Linked DNA regions of Homo sapiens: region 2 is linked to region 1. A link is a loop called in an ENCODE intact Hi-C map of the cell type or tissue named here. Cell type or tissue: PC-9. All regions are shown on one strand. Links, peaks and the distances in the headings refer to the core of each region. The heading gives the core; the rest is flanking DNA.

Region 1 (9,363 bases), core at 800-8,799:
ATTTCTACCACATTCAAGGTTAGAACTTTAAAAGCATCTAACATTGGATAGCCCAAGCCCACCCTCATTCCATTTTTGCAAAGGGCAATGATGTCAAGTGAATGTAAAGTTCACACTGTAGACCCTGTGTGGTGCCTCACGCCTGTAATCCCAGCACTCCGGGAGGCAAAGACAGGCAGAACACTTGAGGTCTTGGAGACCAGCCTGGCCAACATGGTGAAACCCCGTCTCTACAAAAAATTCAAAAATTAGCAGGGCATGGTGGTGAGTGCCTGTAATCCCAGCTACTTTTGAGGCTGAGGCAGGAGAATTGCTTGAACCTGGGAGGTGGAGGCTGCAGTGAGCAGAGATCATGTCACTACACTCCAGCCTGGAAGAAAGAGCGAGACTCCATCTTGGAAAAAAAAAAAAAAAGTTCACACAGTAAAGCTTAAGACACAAGACATTTCTCCTACCTTCAACGTCAGTGGTTTCTTCTTCTCTGAAGGGATATGATGGTCAAGACAACAATATATAAGCAAATGTCAACCTGAGTGGGATATGAGACCCAGCTGGGAAGATTTAAAGCCTCAGAATGTGTAGATTACAAAGGCAGATTGTGGGGTTGATAAGCGAGAAAACATGAAGGATAAGAAAAAGGATTTAGAATATTTGAGAGGTGAAAATTTTACTTCTGGGTTTGCTTTTTGCCTGGGTTCTTCCAGAAGGGATAGCAGGAAGTTGTGAAGATCAATGTGAGTTCTGGAGTCAGGTCTTACCTCAAATCCCTGGTTTATATGGATAATGAGGCAAAACAAAATCAACTTGGAGAATTTCTATTCCATGCTTAGATTAGTAAATGGGCCGGTTTTTTTCTTTCTAGACATACCGTTTTGAGCCCTTTTCATCCTTATCTGCCACCAGTGATACAATGAAAAATAATGAGAAAATTAATGCGACAATGCTTTTAAGATTTTCCTGACAAGTTTCAAAAGAACATCTTACTATAGATGCTTATCTCCGATGAACTATTGAACCCTGGAGAGTGTGAACAGATTGAACCTTGTATATTGTGAACATCAGCTATAGTATCCCACCAGCTGATGACTTCTAAGAATGTCACATACTGGCAATGAACATTAGAATATAAGCTTTTATTTAAGATAACATATTTTGTACTTTTGCCGATTCATTTGGGAATTTCTGTATTTCACATATAAGTCACTGAAACAGAACTCTAAAAAAACTAGAGAAATAAATAATTGGTTTCATTAAAAAAATTCATAGGATGTGGAATTTGACTAACATAATGTGTTATATATGTGTATATTATATACAACAAATTATGTTATAATGTGTTAAACGTAATGAGAAAAAAGCAAAAAAATAATCTATCACATAATATAAAAACATAGCTATTTTATTTTTTTCTAAATGTCATAATCCAGGGAAAGATAAATCATTTGTGTTTGGGTTACTTATTCATTCAATCTTTAAAATAATGCCTTTCTCAGTGTTATCCCCAGGCACAAGTACAAAAAGAAAACAAAATTAATTAAAATGCATAATAGTCAATAACAATTTCACATATTTATAGGAAAAGAGCTTATTAGAATGCTACCAGATTAAAAATTCCCTTCTTTTGGAGAATTCTAATATTTAAAAGGTATTTAGCACTAGGTCCTGATGACCAGAAGCTGAGTTTAAGTCAAACTGACCCAGGGCTGTAATCGTACATGGTCTGACAGAGGAAAATAAGAGTGTGGTAATCATTAGTACTATTTCACCATGGACAGCAGGGCTGTATTTATTACCATCCTAATGGCAAGTCATTCAGTGAGCCGCAGTGTTTATTTCTTTTCAGGCTTGACTCCCTGGGGAAGGAGTGTCACTTGATCGCATCTATAGCTCTCTCAAATAAAGTGACAGAAGTTTTATATGATGTAAACACATAAAACGAATGAGAATAGCTATCATTTATTAAACACCTACTATAGTCCAGTAATGATATACATTCTATCACTTAATCCTCATGACATTTTAGGAGGACGTTATCATTGTTATTGTACAGATGGGTAAACTGAGATATTGAGAACTTAACTTGCTTAATGGTGGTATCTATGCAATAACTATTAGAGCAATTATTATTATGGTCATTATGATTAAAAAGTGAAATGGCTTGATCCTGGAAATGTATGAAAGCTAGGAGCCGCTGTTTCACACAATGGAACATCTTATTCACTGAAATGTTAACACCCATCTGTGATTTTACAGAAGGTGAAAAACAGTTCTGGTAAACAAAGCAGGGATTCTGACATTGAGCCTTTCAAATACATGCTTTGATATGTTTCCTGGGAATAGTAAACCTGAAAACTGTGCTTTAAAGAAAAACTTCCATCCATGATGTAAATAAATGACTGCCCTCAACGATGAACCTCTGCATTCGTAAGTGATCATTGTTCACTGTGTCTAAGAAGGAAACCTCCTAATTGAACATGTCTTACAATCAGAACTGAACGACTGACCAGGCAATACAAAGGAAGGGACTTACTTTTCACAGAAAACTAGACTGATGGGTTCCCACCGAATAATAGAATCTGTGCCCAAGACATAATTTGGCTGTTTAGAGTCTTCATGCCTCAAACCTCCATGCCTTTCCCTGGAGGTCTGTAAAAGAGATGGGATGTTTTCACCCTTTGAGAAAACTAAAGAAAAAATTAACCTAATTTGAACATAAGAATGGAAGTAAACTGATTCCCAATGAACCACATGTCATTTTAAAATAATGCCTTTGACCAGTTTGACATGAAATACGTGACAACTCACACGTGCTTCTTTGCTAATGACAAGCACACCACCATCTACCACGTACCTAGGTCCATTCATTGCTCGCTTTTCTTTCACAGCTTTTATTTCCTTTGTGTCAAACCTCTCACTACTCAATGCTAGTCTCACTAAAGTCATTGGGAGCTTATTGTTGTTGTTTTCCCATTTAAATAAAGCATTATGAAGGGAAAACATGTTTTCAAAAAACTGAAATCATTGATATTCACATACACACATATGTGCAAAAAGCAAATGAAAAAGAATTTAATCAGAGCCATGCCGAGCCTGCTGCTAAGTGTTAGATTGGCTGACAGGAGACTATTTGTAATTTTAACTAATGCTTTTTATAAAAAAGTTTGAAAAAAGCCATTCTTTTCTAAGTTTTAGGAATGAGCAATTATACTTTTTTTTGGAAAAGTATAACAAACACACAAATCTGTTCAAAAGAAAAAACAATAGAGACATTTAAATCCTCCTTCTAGGATATATTCAAAACCTAGTTTGAGAATATTCTATTTAGTGTCTTCTACTTGAATGTATGTTTTAATGTTTCAATTTCTGAAAAAAAAGGCTGTAATATTTAAACTTTAGCCAATAGTTGAGAAATTATTTAGAAATACACTAATCCCTAGAAGTGCCAAATACATTCTACCCATTCCCAAAAAACAGTTTCATAGAGTTTAGCAATATATTTGCAGGAAACTAGTTTTAATTGTCTGATAGGGTCTTTTTAAATTCTGAGATTTTCACATAACTATTTTTATTGGAATCAAAATGAAATTTACCTTGATACAGAACAGACCTCAAGTACCAGTCTATTGTTTCATGGAAAAAAAAATGTTTTGAAATTCACATAATGACAGACAGAATGAGAGCTTTGGTCAAACTGGTCATGCCTGTATTAAAACATTTCACTCTTCAGGAGAATATTTACATTTTTGTACATATCTCATCTGACAATCTCACCTTGATAAAAAGTCAAATTCCCTTTAACTTAATTGTATATCCCATTTGTTTCAAATCACATTCCTAACATTTGGAACATTGAGTCATCAAGTTTGAATGTAAGGCTTTACATTTTTGTTGTGAGCTACCTTCTCAGATAATAAGCAAACAGGAAAATATGTCAATCAAAGTCCATTTTGAAAGTGAGACCTTTAAATAACTGGCAGCCCAGGTTCTATAAACAAGCAAGAGATACAAATGGGTGACCTTTCCTAGCTTAAACTCTACAGATGGCACCTAGGAGGGATCCATGCCATAAAAAGGCTGCTGTTTATTGTATATCTTAAGAAAGATACTACATATCTTTAAAAAATAAGATAAGTAATTTCCTCAGTGTCCGTAGCCGATACCAACACACTGACTTCTGAATGACGAATATTGACCTGGTGAGCCAATCCATCTCAGATTTCTTGGTCTGCATTCCTGATGAGATTATTGAGAATTTGGATTTTTTTTTTTTGTAATCAACTGATTTTGCTAATATTTACTTGGCCGGACCCAACCAGTCCTTGGGTGCAAGGTATTTTCAGAAGCACACTGATTCATTTAAGCTCTAAAATGTCATTTAGGCCATTGAAGCAGTAATCTACTAGACGTCATCTGGGTCAGTGCCTCATCAAGTAAACATCCATAGTTCCTATCTCTGATTTCATTGAACTGGAGGAAGGGCAATATGTGGTCTTTACAATAAAAAGGTTTGTATTCAATCTTGTGTGAGAGTTGGAACTCAACATTTTCCAAAGGTATTTACAACTTAATTTTAAGTCCCATTACCTCAATGGACTCAATAGATTATTTCCTCATTTTACTTAGGAGCAAATGCACAGGGCTATACTCCTGGAGCTAAGTATACGTAAAGAAGGGGCTAGATTTTGCGAAAGGAAACTTGTCGCTTTCCTCTGGTCACAAAATAGCTAATTATTAATATTTGCTTGTGTGGGACTGTTGTCCTTGAATCTATTACATTTGTTATTCCAGAGAATGGGCTGCATGCTGGGTTCTCAAGTTTTTTCCAACAAATGTCTACAAATATGTATACTATCTTACTTGCGTAGTATCTGAGATTCAAGAAAGCAATTTTGAAAAATACATGGTCCCTGTTTCCTAAAGTGTTGTCAATTTAAGTGGAAACAATTTAACTCTAAGTGAGAGCTCTTATATGTGTACCACTGGAGCCCAAATACTGCATTATATGCAATCTTAAGAGATTTCAGATGGAAGAGATTTTTCAGAGGAATACTTCCTGATTAGTAAAATGATGCTTAAGATAACTTTTACTGTATATAGCATGACTCTATGAAAAAGAGTGTTTACATCATTCAGGTTAATTACCCCGATTATTTGCTTCAGGCTTTATACAGAATTTCTAGTTAGGTAAGCAGTCCTTGGAAGCAGATTTTCCTATCCAAATCACATTTAACCTTTATAAGAAAAGGAAAATCTTTAAATACTAAAAATTAATCTTGACTTTCTAATATCTACGCATAAAGCATAGAGTAATAGAGAATATGGAAATAACTAAAAGATGGGAATTCTGGGTTCTAATCTGCCATGAATTATGACCTTGGGCAAATCACTAGAATTCCTTGTTATCAGTTTTCAAGGGGATATTACAAAGACATTGAAGAGTTCTAAGTATCAGAAAAACCTAAATTTGAATCTCTGCCCTGTATTAGCTGAGCAAACTTGTAACAAGTTCAAAATGTATCTTTTTGCTTCCTAATTTTTACCATGAAATGAGATAACATATAAGGTTCTTTACACAACTAGCACTTTAATATTAATTTATCCTTGAGTAAATCTAAAAAAAATTTTGAAGCATTTATAAGCTCTATTCAAATGTAAGAGATTGCATTATTTACAGCCTATGCTTAATGCTTAGAAATTAATACCAACACAAAAGAATGTTCTTAACCAAGTGTATTAGTCCACTCTCAAATTGCTATAAATAACTACCAGAGACTAGGTAGCTTATAAAGATAAGAAGTTTAAAGGACTCATGGTTCCACAGGTTTTACAGGAAGCATGACCAGGGAGGCTTCAGGAAATTTCCAAACATGGCAGAAGGCAAAGGGGAAGCAGGCACATCTTTACATGGTGACAAGAGAGAGATAATGAAGAAGGAGGTGCTACACAATTGTAAACAACCAGATTTCATAAGAACTTACTATCACAAGAGCAGCAAGGAGGAAGTCCACCCCTATGATACATTCATCTCCCACCAGGCTATTCCACCAACACTGGGGTTTACAATTCGACATGCGATTTGAACAGGGACACAAATCCAAATCAAGTATTACATAATTTTATGGCTAGGAATACAGTTTCAATATCTATCACTAAGCTTAGTTATCTGTTTTTTTAATGAGATGTTCTATGTTAATTACAAGTCATGAGTAATTCCACATTAGTTTACATATCAGACAATATAAAAATTTCACACTTTGCAATTCTCAACAAGAAATCAGCCTCAGAAAACATAAATGTCAGAATTATGTGCTCCCTTTGTAACAAGCTTTTTTAAAATTTTACTTTAATAAATGATTATCTTAAAAATAGACATGTGAATATAACTCTAATTGTAAATTGCAACATGCCTTGCTATGGACCATGGTTAGTGTTTGATCTTTAGAGATGACTTGCATAAGATCGTTACTATGCTTTTTGATTGGACCTTACATAGAGAGAGATATTCTTGATATTCCTAAATAAATCACTTTTATTTTAATGTACAGAATATGTAGAATTATGCTGGGTTATAGCCAAATATGTCAATGAGTTAGTAGCATCCAGGAAAACCTCAAGATTCCATTGTTTTTATATATTTTTGATTCGTCCTAGGGCTTATTGCTCCTAGATGCTCCAGCTCCATTCTTCTCCCCTCTAGCCATTGTATCCCACAAGAGCTCTAAAAAGCTTTCCCTCGCTAGGAGCAAATAGAAACTGCAAGGTGCAAGGACTTAGTAATATTTAATAAATGGTTTTTTTCTCCTAAAAGAATTGAAAGAAAAATCTTGGAGAAGGAAAAACTTTCACAGTAAATGTTGACGGCATTCTAAAGCAGTTTGTGACAGCAACTGAAGTACACACCTAACTCTCCAATTGTGGGAGTTTCTGATTATGAACTCTTCAATAAATGAGAGAGTACCCTAAGTGTGTCATGTGTTTGCTTCCTATTTTATTTTAAAAAAATGTCAGGGAGGTTGTTGGATGTGACTCAGTGAGTGGCCAGAATGGAACGCTACTCAAATCTCTATTGCATACCTATGAGCAAGTTTCTCTGCTAGATGCTATTAAAAAAAAAAAAAAAAAACCCATAAAAGTGAGTAAGACAAGGACCCTATTCTCAGGGAGAGATAGACCTTATCACAGGTAACTCTTGCACCAAGTACAAAGTGGTACTCCCTAAGTGTTCTTTTAATGAATGCATTGCTGCCAGAGTTCTAATAGGAATATTAACAGCACACCAAGGGAACATAAGAGGAGTGGGACACTCATACTGGAAAATCGGGGAGGATGTGGCATTTGGACTGAGCCTTGGAGAACGAATAAAATCTTAACGGAAAGATATAGTGGAGGGAAGATGTCCATGGCAGGGATGTTGGAGGCACTGTGTCCAAACACGTTGGTAGGCTAGTACTGCTGTTTCACTTCACAAGTTGCATGTTTCTTTCATCCACTAAAAAAAATAAAAATCTAAACACGTTGTTGTTAAAACTAATGATAATTTATCTGCTGATTTGACCAAGCCTCTCTGAGTTCCACTTTCTCATGTGTAAACTAAGAATCCTACTCACATCATGAAAGGGTGTTTGAGCATTAAATGAGATACTACACTATGACAGAGTCTGGCACCTATGAAACTCCCGGTTTGCCATAATAGTAACAATTTCAGAAATAGCAGCTGTAGATTGCTTAAAAGATCCAATTTGCTTCCAAAAAAATAATTGTAGGAATGTCTGAACATAATCAAAGCAACTATTTTTTTCTGAATACAGCTTAGCTGTACTCCCATGGTACATTTTTTTTAGCTCTTCTGGATTTTCTGTCAAGTTGAAGGGAAGCATAATGTTTAGTTTTGTGCTCTCAAAGTCTTAAATACATGTTCTAACTTAGATCAACTGACACATATCTTAAAGATTAAAACATGTCTTCATGAGTCATGTAACATGAAGATGACTTTATGTGCTATTAACCCATATTGGAATATTTATCCATGGTGTTACATTCCAGAAAACTTTATAACATGTGAATAGCTTTTGGCTACAAATATTTATGTTACATGTTAGAGAATGGCTAATTTTTTAAATGTATTTTTATATAAACTCATAAAGTATCTAGACTTTAGACTTGGCTGGAGTGTTCAAGTGTAAAATATAAAGCCCCAAAAGGCAAAAATTAGATTGCCAAGGCATCCCCTGATTCATTGTTTAGGATAAAATAGCACTTTCATTATTAAATGCTTGCAAACATAAGCCATATATCAATTGTTTCAAACGCACTAAAGTAAATAGAACAAAATGGATTGTTTTGAAAACTATTACACTTATCTGTCAATCAAAAGAGTGTTTAGGTTTCAGCCTAGACATTGGAAAATACAAATAAAACATACTAGCTAAGACTGGGACATATAGATTTAAAAAAATATTAGTAGATGACCATAAGAAAAAAAATTTATTCTTATTAAAAATACTCTGAATTTTCTGAAAGAAACTGAAATTCAGTTGGGCATTCTCAGATGTGCAAAATAAGAAAAGGGCGCATATTTTCCTATCTTTTGGAATAATTTTTTTGTCATTTGGGGATGACATCACAGACACATTTGCATATTTAAGTGTCTGAAATTATTGTTGTCCCCATGAGTGAGAACAATGGTGCTTACCAAGGTAAGCATTGCCCTGGAGGCTTTGGCCAAAGGACAGGAGATTACAAAACAAAATACTGGGTGAGTCATAATAAATGAAAGAAAAAGCTTATTATGTTTTTCTGAAAAATCCTTTTATTATAAAAACAAGAGGAAAATCTTAAAGTTGGAACTACCTCAGAAAAGAAAATCATATAAGTTAAAATTTGGCTTTTAAAACAAGATTGGTTTGGATAACTGTAAAGTCCACGAACACACACAAATATTTCTGTGCATTAATATAAAAGCAATCTCTCTTTACTTACCGTAATGACTAGTAGAATTTCTTTCTTTTTCTGAATTACTTTACAATTAAAGGTGAGGAAAGTGTGGCTCCTCTCCACCGCCGTTGCTATTCATATTGAGTAACTCTGGAAGGATTACAGAATTATGATACTATCAATTAAATTTTAATAGCAAATGTCATCCTTATAGCATTTTACAAAGCGGTTGCCTCTATATTATATCATTTAGTCTCAGAAACTCTGTGGAATAGTTTGGGTGGGTTCCTAATTTACAAATGAGAGACCAGCCATTTGGAAAGTGATTTATCCAGGGTCACATGTGGTATAGCTGGTAGCTGAATTCAGGACTCTGTCCGCAGATTCATCTTCATCTAAGCTTCCAGTGAGCTTCCATATAAAGTATAA
Region 2 (9,363 bases), core at 502-8,501, 190 kb after region 1:
TCTTTTTAGTCCTTCTAGAATAACATGGAAAGAAAATTCAACAAGTTATATGATGAAGTGTGATAACTATTTTGATAGAGGAAGTAGAATGCTGTGGGAATAGAGAAAAGAATTTCTAATCTAGACAAGAAAAAAAAAAAAAACAGAGAATTCTTCCAAATGAGCAGAAGAGAGCCAGGGAAGGAAGAAAGGGGCATGTGCAATTAGTCAACAAAATCACAGCCCATAACCTAACTCTGATTGGTTCACAAATCAGCCAACTGCTTCTATTAACTTCTTCCCCCAGATATCCACTTGGTTCACTCCTTAATTTCACTTGGGTCTTTACTCAGATGTCACCTTTTTACTGAGGTCTTTCCTCACCACCCTATTTAAATTACACTACACCTCCAACACTACCAATTTCTCTCCCCAACATTCACCTAACTACATATTTTGACTGTTGTTTATTTTTTGTCTATTTTCTTTCATACAAATAGATGCTCCCTTAGAACAATTTTTTTCTGTTATTTTCACTGCTATATCTTAAGCATCTAAGACAGTATTTGCAACATAACAGGCTCTTCGTAAATACATTTGGGCAGTCCATAAATACTTGCTGCCACTAGCTGATGAAGGATCCAAAATGAATTTGTGGGACAGGGTATGCTAATGTTGATGATCTCCACCCAAATCTTCTGATAGTTACCAGTCTTGATTTCAGTAAGCAAGACTTGGCAGCAGGAAATAATAATAATGTTTAATGTTTATTGAGTGATCGTGGTATGCTAGACCCTGTTAATAATCAAATACATCACTTCACAGTTTCCTCAAAATAACTTTGGGAGGTAGGGACTATTATTATCTTCATTTTACAGATAAGGAAATGGAGACACAGAATGCTAACCAACTTGCTCAAGGCCTCACACACAGACATTTAGTCACACCTCTGATAAGTCAGGAGCCAGGATTTGAGCCCCAATAATGGATCCAGAAGACTAACAATCTCCAGAAACGGAACCCATTCTGTACTCTGACAACACCGGACACTGATGTGAAAGATTAAATCTATGCTGGTAAGAAGAACTACAAGAGCTTTGATTCAACATTTTATGCAGGCCTAGATAATTATTTGTTGTAGGGAGACTGTTCTGTGTGCTATCACATGGTTAATGGTGTCTCTCTGGTCTCTACTCACTAGATGTCTCATATCCCAAGTTGTGACAATCATAGGTGTCTTCAGACATTACCAATGTCTTCTTGGGGGAAGGAGACAGAGGAGCAAAATCACTCCCAGTTGAGAATCAGTGACTTAATGTACTACAATAAAACTCATTATTCCACAGTGTAGCACTTTTTTCAAAGCCCAGTGAAATTATGGTATCATTTCTCAAAGTTATTTACAGAAGTTCCTCAAATACTTTTATTCAGCATTTCCATGGGGACTTGTTTGCAGCTACCCCTAAAGATGAGATTGTTCTAGAAGTGGGTAGAGACTGAGAGGGGAGGTAAAATAGCAAAAATGACAAAAGAAGACATGAGGTGTTTAATCACCCTCTTTTTCTTAGGTCAGGGCTATGCTGCCTAGGGCCCTTGTGTTTCCCTAGATTTGAAACATCAACAGACTGCAGGGCCCTCTGGGCATATCACAGCTTCTGCCATGGCTCCTAGAAGCCTTTGAAGCTGACAAAAAAAGGATGGAAGCCACTCTCATCTGCACATGCTATTTTTGCATATGATGCTCCCTCTGCCTGGAACACTTCACTTCCACCTTCCCTTCATCACTTTCAGTGGTAACCCCCAGGCCTATTTCCTTGGTAAACGTTACCTTCAGAAATAATCATGTTTGTTCATTGACTTATCTGCTGAATGTCTGACTTCTTCACCACTCCCCAGTTATCGCTAGAACGGAAGCTCAATGGAGCAGTGACCCATAACTCTATTTCTAATTCCTAGAGAAAAACATGACTGATGCATAATATATGTTCAATAAATATGTGTTGAATTAATTCACTAATCCTAGACCCTACCTTATACTATTTAAGCTTTTTACATGTCTCTCTCTGAACCACAGACAAACCATTCATGAAATGATCTTTATGGGGAAGGCATGACAAGAGTCAAAAGGAAGAGTCTTAAGAGATGAGTCGCTGAACATCATACTATTGTAAGCCTGAAGGGGTGGTTTGGTTTAGGCAGCCCAGTAACCCTGGAAAAGACTTGCAGACAAACTGTTGTCTGTGTACCAAGATCTTCCTATCCTAGTGTGGGAACATTAGTCTCTATGTGACTCAGCAACTTTTTGCTCCTACTGTGCACTCCACCCTTGTTATTCCTTCTTGTGAAGATATCTTGGGACTTTGCCCAACTGACTCCGTGCTCACACTTCATTGTTTTGTCCTCTCTTCTTTCTCATTCAGGAGCTCTCTTGGGAATAGAAGATTTCATGTGGGATGAAGAGAAACACAAATGTAATAGAAAAACAAAACTGGGAAAGGAAAAAAATGTTTTTGAGTGAAACTATGAAGTGACTATAGGTTGATTCATCAGTAGAAACATATGGAAACACTTATCTCAAAATTCAGTAGTTATGAAACTTGAAACCCGCTTCAATATTTTATTCAGAGTTATGTATTTGACCTTCAGGAATTCCATGTTAAGTTTCTGCTCAAAGACCAAGGAAACATCTAATTGATTGATCAAAAGGTTCATAATTAGATCCATTTTTTTCCTGAATCCATATTGGAGAAACAAGAAATAGATGACCTAAAAAAAATCCTTGAGTGGATGTCTCACCAGCCAGGAAAATTCCAAATAAAGTTTGCTTTGTGTCCAAGGGCTGAAATGAGGTGACTGTAATAGAAGTGATAGCAGGGAGCAGGTTGCTATTCTGACCTTGGTCTGCTCAGACTGCTGTAAGCATGGCCATCATTATACAGAAGGTCCAGTCACATCACGTGGGCAGAAACTAGACATTAACTTCAAGTTTTCTTTCCAGTTTTTATTTCTAATATGCCATTCTTCTCCTGGTATAATGACATAATAGCACATGAATGGACTTTACTTGGCAAACCAATGATTCCAAAAATTATTTTCAAAAGTTACACAGTAACCATAACCACAGTGTTCCATCACCAGGACAATATAACTTCAAGTCTCTTTGGCAACTCCATGAGGGGAGGGGGAGGATGAAGGAGTAATCACCTTGTTCTGCAGTTTCCTAGTCAGGCACCTAATATTCTCATTCTACTCAGTCTGTCTGTCTCTCATTCTCTCTCTCTCTCTCTCTCTCTGTCTCCTCTCTCCTCTTCCTCTCTGATCAAATGAGTTACTCTTGCCTCCTCTAAGGTCTTTAGATTCTGTTGCGATCAGAAAACAGGCTTTGGAATCTCTGCTTCAGTACCTTCATCTGAATATTAAAAAAAGGAGCAAAGTACCAACTGTCAGCCTATGTTTATAAAGCAAACTATCTGAGAAAATAATAGAAGTTTATTGACATAGACAAAACAGGCTACATATAGTGGCTCTGATATATTAAATATTTTTATAGTGTACTCATATTTAAACATAGTCAACCAAAAGCCAAAGGTCTTATTAATTAAGCAAAAATCAGAAAGCATATTATTAAATTTTAGTGTGACAAACACCATAACACAGGAAGGTACCACAGGGATGAGATTCAGAGGATTAATTGGGCAAAGAGATCTAGAAATAAACTTTATTTATTTATTTATTTATTTATTTATTTTGAGATGGAGGCTTGCTCTGTCGCCCAGGCTGGAGTGCAGTGGCGCGATCTTGTCTCACTGCAACATCTGCCTCTCAGGTTCAAGCAATTCTCCTGCCTCGGCCTCCCGAGTAGCTGGGACTACAGGCGTGAACCACCACATCTGGCTAATTTTTGTATTTTTAATAGGGACAGGGTTTCACCATGTTGGCCAAGCTGGTCTCGAACTCCTGACCTCGTGATCTGCCCCCCTCAGCCTCCCAAAGTGCTGGGATTACAGGCGTGAGTCACCGTGCCCAGCAGAAACAAACTTCTTTATGGAAATAAAATTGAAAAGAGAACATTGCCAAATAAAAAATGTTTGCACCACACACTTGTTACAAACAGCCAAGATGTTATTCAAGACTATTGCAAAAGAGGAGAGGGATTGAACTCAACTCCTAATTATTGCAAAGACAGCTGGAGATTTATACCCAATGAGGAGAGTGAGGAGGTCAGTGGATCAACAATTGGTAAGGATGAGAGATTCTTGAAGGACTTAGCAGGATTATTTGCAAAAATGGGGCTCAACAGGCCAAATTAGAAGCCTAGACGAGAAGAAGTTTCAAAGGACCCTGACTAAAGTTGGCACAGAAGAGAGTCTTTGTCACTGTGCAGGTGATGGATAGAAACAGAAACTAAAAGCCACTGTACTACACAAAGTTGGAGAAAATTCTCTTTGTGGTTTATTGAGTTTAGGGAGATAAAAAGCACCCTGGTGAAAGGAACCTGCCCACCACATAGCCTGGGGCCTCCTAGAGTATTTAGAATGGAGCATGACATTCTAAGGACATCGGGAAGTGTTTACTGAGAAACCTGAGTGAAAGTATGTCTGAGTCACATGCGACAGCAATCATGAAGTCAGGAATTTATGGAACTCTTAGTTCATCCACTCAACATTCACTCAGCAAGTATTTATGGAGAGCCCAAACGTATTTATGGAGAGCCTATTATGTTGCAAGCACTGTCTTAGGTGCTTAAGATATAGCAATGAAAATAACAGAAAGAAAATTGTTCTCAGGGAGCACATATTCATATGGGAGGGAAGAGACAATTTTAAAACACAACAAATAAATAAAACAGGCAGTTAAATGAATGACATGGAGAGAAATTGGTAGCGTGGGGGTGTGGTGTAATTTAAATAGGGTGGTGAGATCTCAGTAAGAAGGTCACATCTGCATAAAGACCTAAATGAAATTAAGGAGTGAACCCAGTGGATATTGAGGGAAGACGTTAATAGAAGCAGTTGGCTGCTTTGTGAACGAATCACTGAGTTAGGGTATAGGCTGTGACTAACTGCCCATCTTCCTTTCTTCCTTCCCTGGCTCTCTTCTACTCATCCCTCAGGTTTTGACTTAAAAACTTCTCCTTTGGAAGCATTCTCTGTTTTCTTCTTGTCTAGATTATGAACACTTTTCTGTATCCCCACAGCATTCTACTTCCTCTATCAAAATAGTTATCACACTTCATCATATACATTTCTTTCCATATTACTCTATAAAGACTAAGAAAACCTTCTTGTGCCACTCAAAATTATGTCTCTGATATCCAGCACAAAGCAGGAGGCAGAATTACGTTGGGAATCAGACTATCTGGGATTTATATAGTGGCTGTAACACTTTCTTAATACGTGCCTGTGGGCAAGTTACTTGGCCTTTCTGTGCCTCAGTTTCCTCATTTTTAACAATGGGAGTACAGATCTAGCAAGTGCCTGACACAGCGTAGATGCTTGATATAGGAATCTAACAATTGCTACTTCCTCCAGAAACATTTCAGTCCACAGGGAGCATTGCTTTCTGTGAAGTTCAAAGAAAGTGTGGCCCAGTGAAATGAACATGAGTTTTAGATTCAGATAAAGCTGAGTCAGTTTGAATACTCATATCCAATATTTTGTAATTATATAAATGGGTATAAAAATCTTTATTTCAACAGTTTGTTGAGGATTAAAAAGAGACAACACACACAGGGGCCTAGCATACAGCAGGTACTCAACAGACGCTTATTCTGCCATCATCATTACTCATATTTATCTGTTATTATCCTTCATTTGCACTTCACTGTCTGATATCTTATAAGCATCTCTTGTGGAGTCATTTAACTTTTCCTTAGGCCCAAACTCTGGCTTCCCCAGTAGAGTGTAAGTTATTTGGGGTAGAACTATATGTTTCACTTCTCAGAGATTCTCATAATGCCTTGCACAAGACCATTCCCAGAGTAGGCACTCAATATGAATTGAATGAATAATAAATAGGAGAAAGAGAGCGAGAAAGAGAGGAAGAGAGGTTTTGATAAGTCAAGGGTTGTATGAAGAATAGACCTAGGAATGGTTCATGGAAATCAATGTAAATGACTCTTGCAAATGAGCAGACTGAAATATATTTAGAGCTCCCTTAGGGGAAAAAATTTCATTTCCATTCCTAGGATAGATATTTATCTGTTCAGAATCATTCAGATATAGTCCTGCCTGAAGAAAGAGGTAACCTCTCAAATTCTTTCTTGACCTATTATATATATTCTCTCTCTCTCTCTCCCTATTTCTGTGTGTGTATGAGTGTTTTTAAAATCAATGTATCAATAATTTTAGACAGAGAGAAGACAACATGATTGTCTGAATGAGATGCATATTTTTCCACAGGGTACAAATAAAATATTCCAAGAGATAACACAGTTAGATTTCAAAGTATTACTAAGAAGAACTAGCTATGTTTTTATTAGTTGAAAGAATCTCACTGCAAATAAACCAATCTGCTATTTTAATGCTAAACAGAAAAACTTTGAATTATGCAAAAAAATAATGCACAGCTTCTGATGATTATAAAATGCATTACTAAAGGCTATGATGCATCATTTATAGGCTACTATTGGAAATCTGAGCTCTGAGAGATGATTAGTTTAAATAACTGAAAGGGAAAGTGACTTGGCATATGAGGAAAGATAACTATTTCACAAAATAAGCCCACCAAATTTGAGACAATGAATTAAACAACTTACAAATCTGCTCAACAAAAGCATAGGTAAAAAGAAAGATCTATGAATCCTTTTATCAATTGCTTCTTAAGTATTTATTTATTTTTAATTAATTTAATTTTGTCACTCTGTCTTCCAGGCTGAGTGCAGTGGTGTGATCATAGCTCACTGCAGCCTCAGCCTCCTGGGTTCAAGCGATCCTCCCACCTCAGCCTCCCGAGTAGAGGGACTACAGGCACGTACCACCACACCCAGCTAATTTTTTATTTTTTATAGGCGAGGTCTCTCTATGTTGCCCAGGTTTGTCTCCAACTCCTGGACTCAAGCAATTCCCCTGCCTCGGCCTCCCAAAGTGCTGGGATTACAGGCGTAAGCCACCGTGCTTGGCATCTCCTTAAATATTTAAATACAGTGGTGTCTCTCACTCTCAGAACCAAGGACTGTTGGAATATCCAGAGACATCGTTTCAGAGGTCATGAATTTTGTAAATTTTTTTATTTTTATTTTTGCATGTTAACAATATATTTTTTAAATCTTGTATAGTTTAACAACAAAACTGTATTAGTTTTCTATTACTGCTATAACAAAGTACCACAAACTTAGTGGGTTAAAACAACAAAATTTGTTATCTTACAGTTCTGGAAGTCAGACACCTGACACAGTTTTCATTGGACTAAAATCAAGGTGTCAGCTAGCCTGGGCTTTTTCTGGAGGCTCTAGAGGAGAAACCATTCTTGCCTTTGCAGCTTCTAGAGGGTAGCCGCATTCCTTGGCCTGCAGCCTTCTTCTTCCTTCTTCAAAGCCAGTGATGAAGCACGTGTCTGAGTCTGCTACCATCGTCACATCTCTTTCTCTGACTAAAGACTGGAAAGATTCTCCAAGTATAAGAATTCAGATTATTAGATTGGGGCCACCTGAATAATCTCCCTGTTTCAAGATCCTTAAACATAGTCACTTCTGCAAAGTTCCATTTGCCATGTAAGGCAACATGTTTATAGATTAGAATATAGATGTCTTTGGGGAGCCATTATTGTGCAAAACACAAGAACTCTTACCACTTACAATTGGAACAAAAAAGCAGTTTCTTAGAATAATACTTTAGCTTTATAAATCAGCATTTTTCAAATTGGAGTCAGTAGACATGCGATCTTGAATACCTATGATATTTTTAAGATGTTTCTTTATTTGAGGAACACAGACATTTAGTTTTTTCTATTAGTTCTAGACCTGTTGTCTAATCAGAGATAAGATTCCTATAGGAAACAGTTAATTTTTTTCAGCTCTATCACCAAAGACCTCATCTGATAGGGATGCCATCTTGCAAATATATACTTTGGGTTCAAGAGGGTCTATGGTAAAGGGTACATAGCATTATACACAATGTATTCTCATTTCTGGAAAACCAACTCAATAATCGTTTTTTACTCCAGTGTATCAGTATCATCATTACCTGGTAGAAAGAAGAGTCCATTAGACAACTCTTCAAAGAATAACACAGGAGAAAGACTCTTACCAAGGGACTGTGAGCCTGAAGGAACTCACTTTTCCTGCTCTGTTATTTTGCTTCTTTATTATACAGAAGAAACAGGACATCTTTGCTCAATCAACATTAGAAACAGAAGCAGTTCGCCAAGTAGCAAGTGAAAGGTGTTATAAGCAGGCAAGGAACAGTGGGGATTGAACTTCTGGGGAATCTCTGGGCTTCCTGATATTCTGAGTCCTTGTGAATTTTCCTTTTTCTCTTTTCTTTTCTTTTTTTTTTTTTTTAAGATATAGGGTCTCCCTTTGTCATCCAGGCTGGAGTGCAGTGGCAAGACCATAGCTCACTGCAGCCTCAAGCTCCTGTACTCAAGTGATCCTCCTGCCTCAGCCAAGAAGCTGCGACCACAGGTGTGTGCCACCACACCCAGCTAATTTTATTTTATTTTTTAATCTTTTTAGACACAGGGTCTTGCTTGGCTGCCCAGGCTGATCTTGAATTCCTAGCTTCAAACAATCCTCCCACCTCAGCCTCCCAAAATGCTGGGATTACAGGTATGAGCCACCACACCCAGCCTATGAATTTTTCTTAAGAGAAAAATTCTACCTCTCATGGGATTCTCAAAAGTATGTGACTCCCAAAAAAATTAAGAACCACTGTTCTCACATGAGAAAGAAAAAAAAAACTAACCCGAGAATTCTGAGAAATATGATAATCAACCAATAAAGTGGAAAATTAGAAAGATTGGCAGGGAAGTGGAGAGGGCAGAAGGCTTATTTGTATGTTCATATGAGTAAAAAAAGTTCACTAAATCATTGTTTCAAGAATGACTATGAGCAGGGAAAGCTCACAGAGATTTTTTTCATCACCAGCTGTCTTTTTCTTTTCTACCACACTGCACAGCCCAGCACAGCCACCGGATCCTCACAGCAGTATGGAACTTGGCTTTTGCTTTTGGTTCTTGACACCATTCATTACTGTGTCTTCAAGTGTGGAGTCACAGCATTTATAAAGCATGAGGAGTGCAGATGTTCTAAAGACACATTTACACACACACAAACACACACATGCAGACACACAGCCTGTTGTAAAATGAGCTATTACTATTTACTCACATCTCCCCAAATGTACTCTTCCTATCAAATTAACCCAAAATAGAAAAAACAAAACA

Evidence for each region. Peaks named below come from ENCODE experiments on the same cell type or tissue, not always from the same donor. Only the 100,000 strongest peaks of a DNase experiment are listed, where the experiment ranks them.
Region 2: a loop joins it to region 1, with 14 times the contacts of the local background. A loop is called at or near these places in 3 of 110 quality-filtered maps.

The regions. Positions count from the first base shown.
Region 1 is chr12:91,882,218-91,891,580 of GRCh38, forward strand. No RefSeq gene overlaps it. Among named protein-coding and RNA genes, the nearest start is that of LINC02404, 12 kb to the left of the region's middle. In PC-9, for the core only: no CTCF peak of the experiment used is centred there; DNase peaks (open chromatin) are centred at 3,844, 4,274 and 8,714; H3K4me3 peaks cover 1,038 bases; H3K27ac peaks cover 1,868 bases.
Region 2 is chr12:92,076,102-92,085,464 of GRCh38, forward strand. All of the region lies in intron 1 of LINC01619 (long intergenic non-protein coding RNA 1619), which reads right to left. Among named protein-coding and RNA genes, the nearest start is that of LINC01619, 62 kb to the right of the region's middle. RefSeq lists enhancers at 1,584-2,783, 2,132-2,426. In PC-9, for the core only: no CTCF peak of the experiment used is centred there; DNase peaks (open chromatin) are centred at 2,220, 2,470 and 4,550; H3K4me3 peaks cover 1,363 bases; H3K27ac peaks cover 4,649 bases.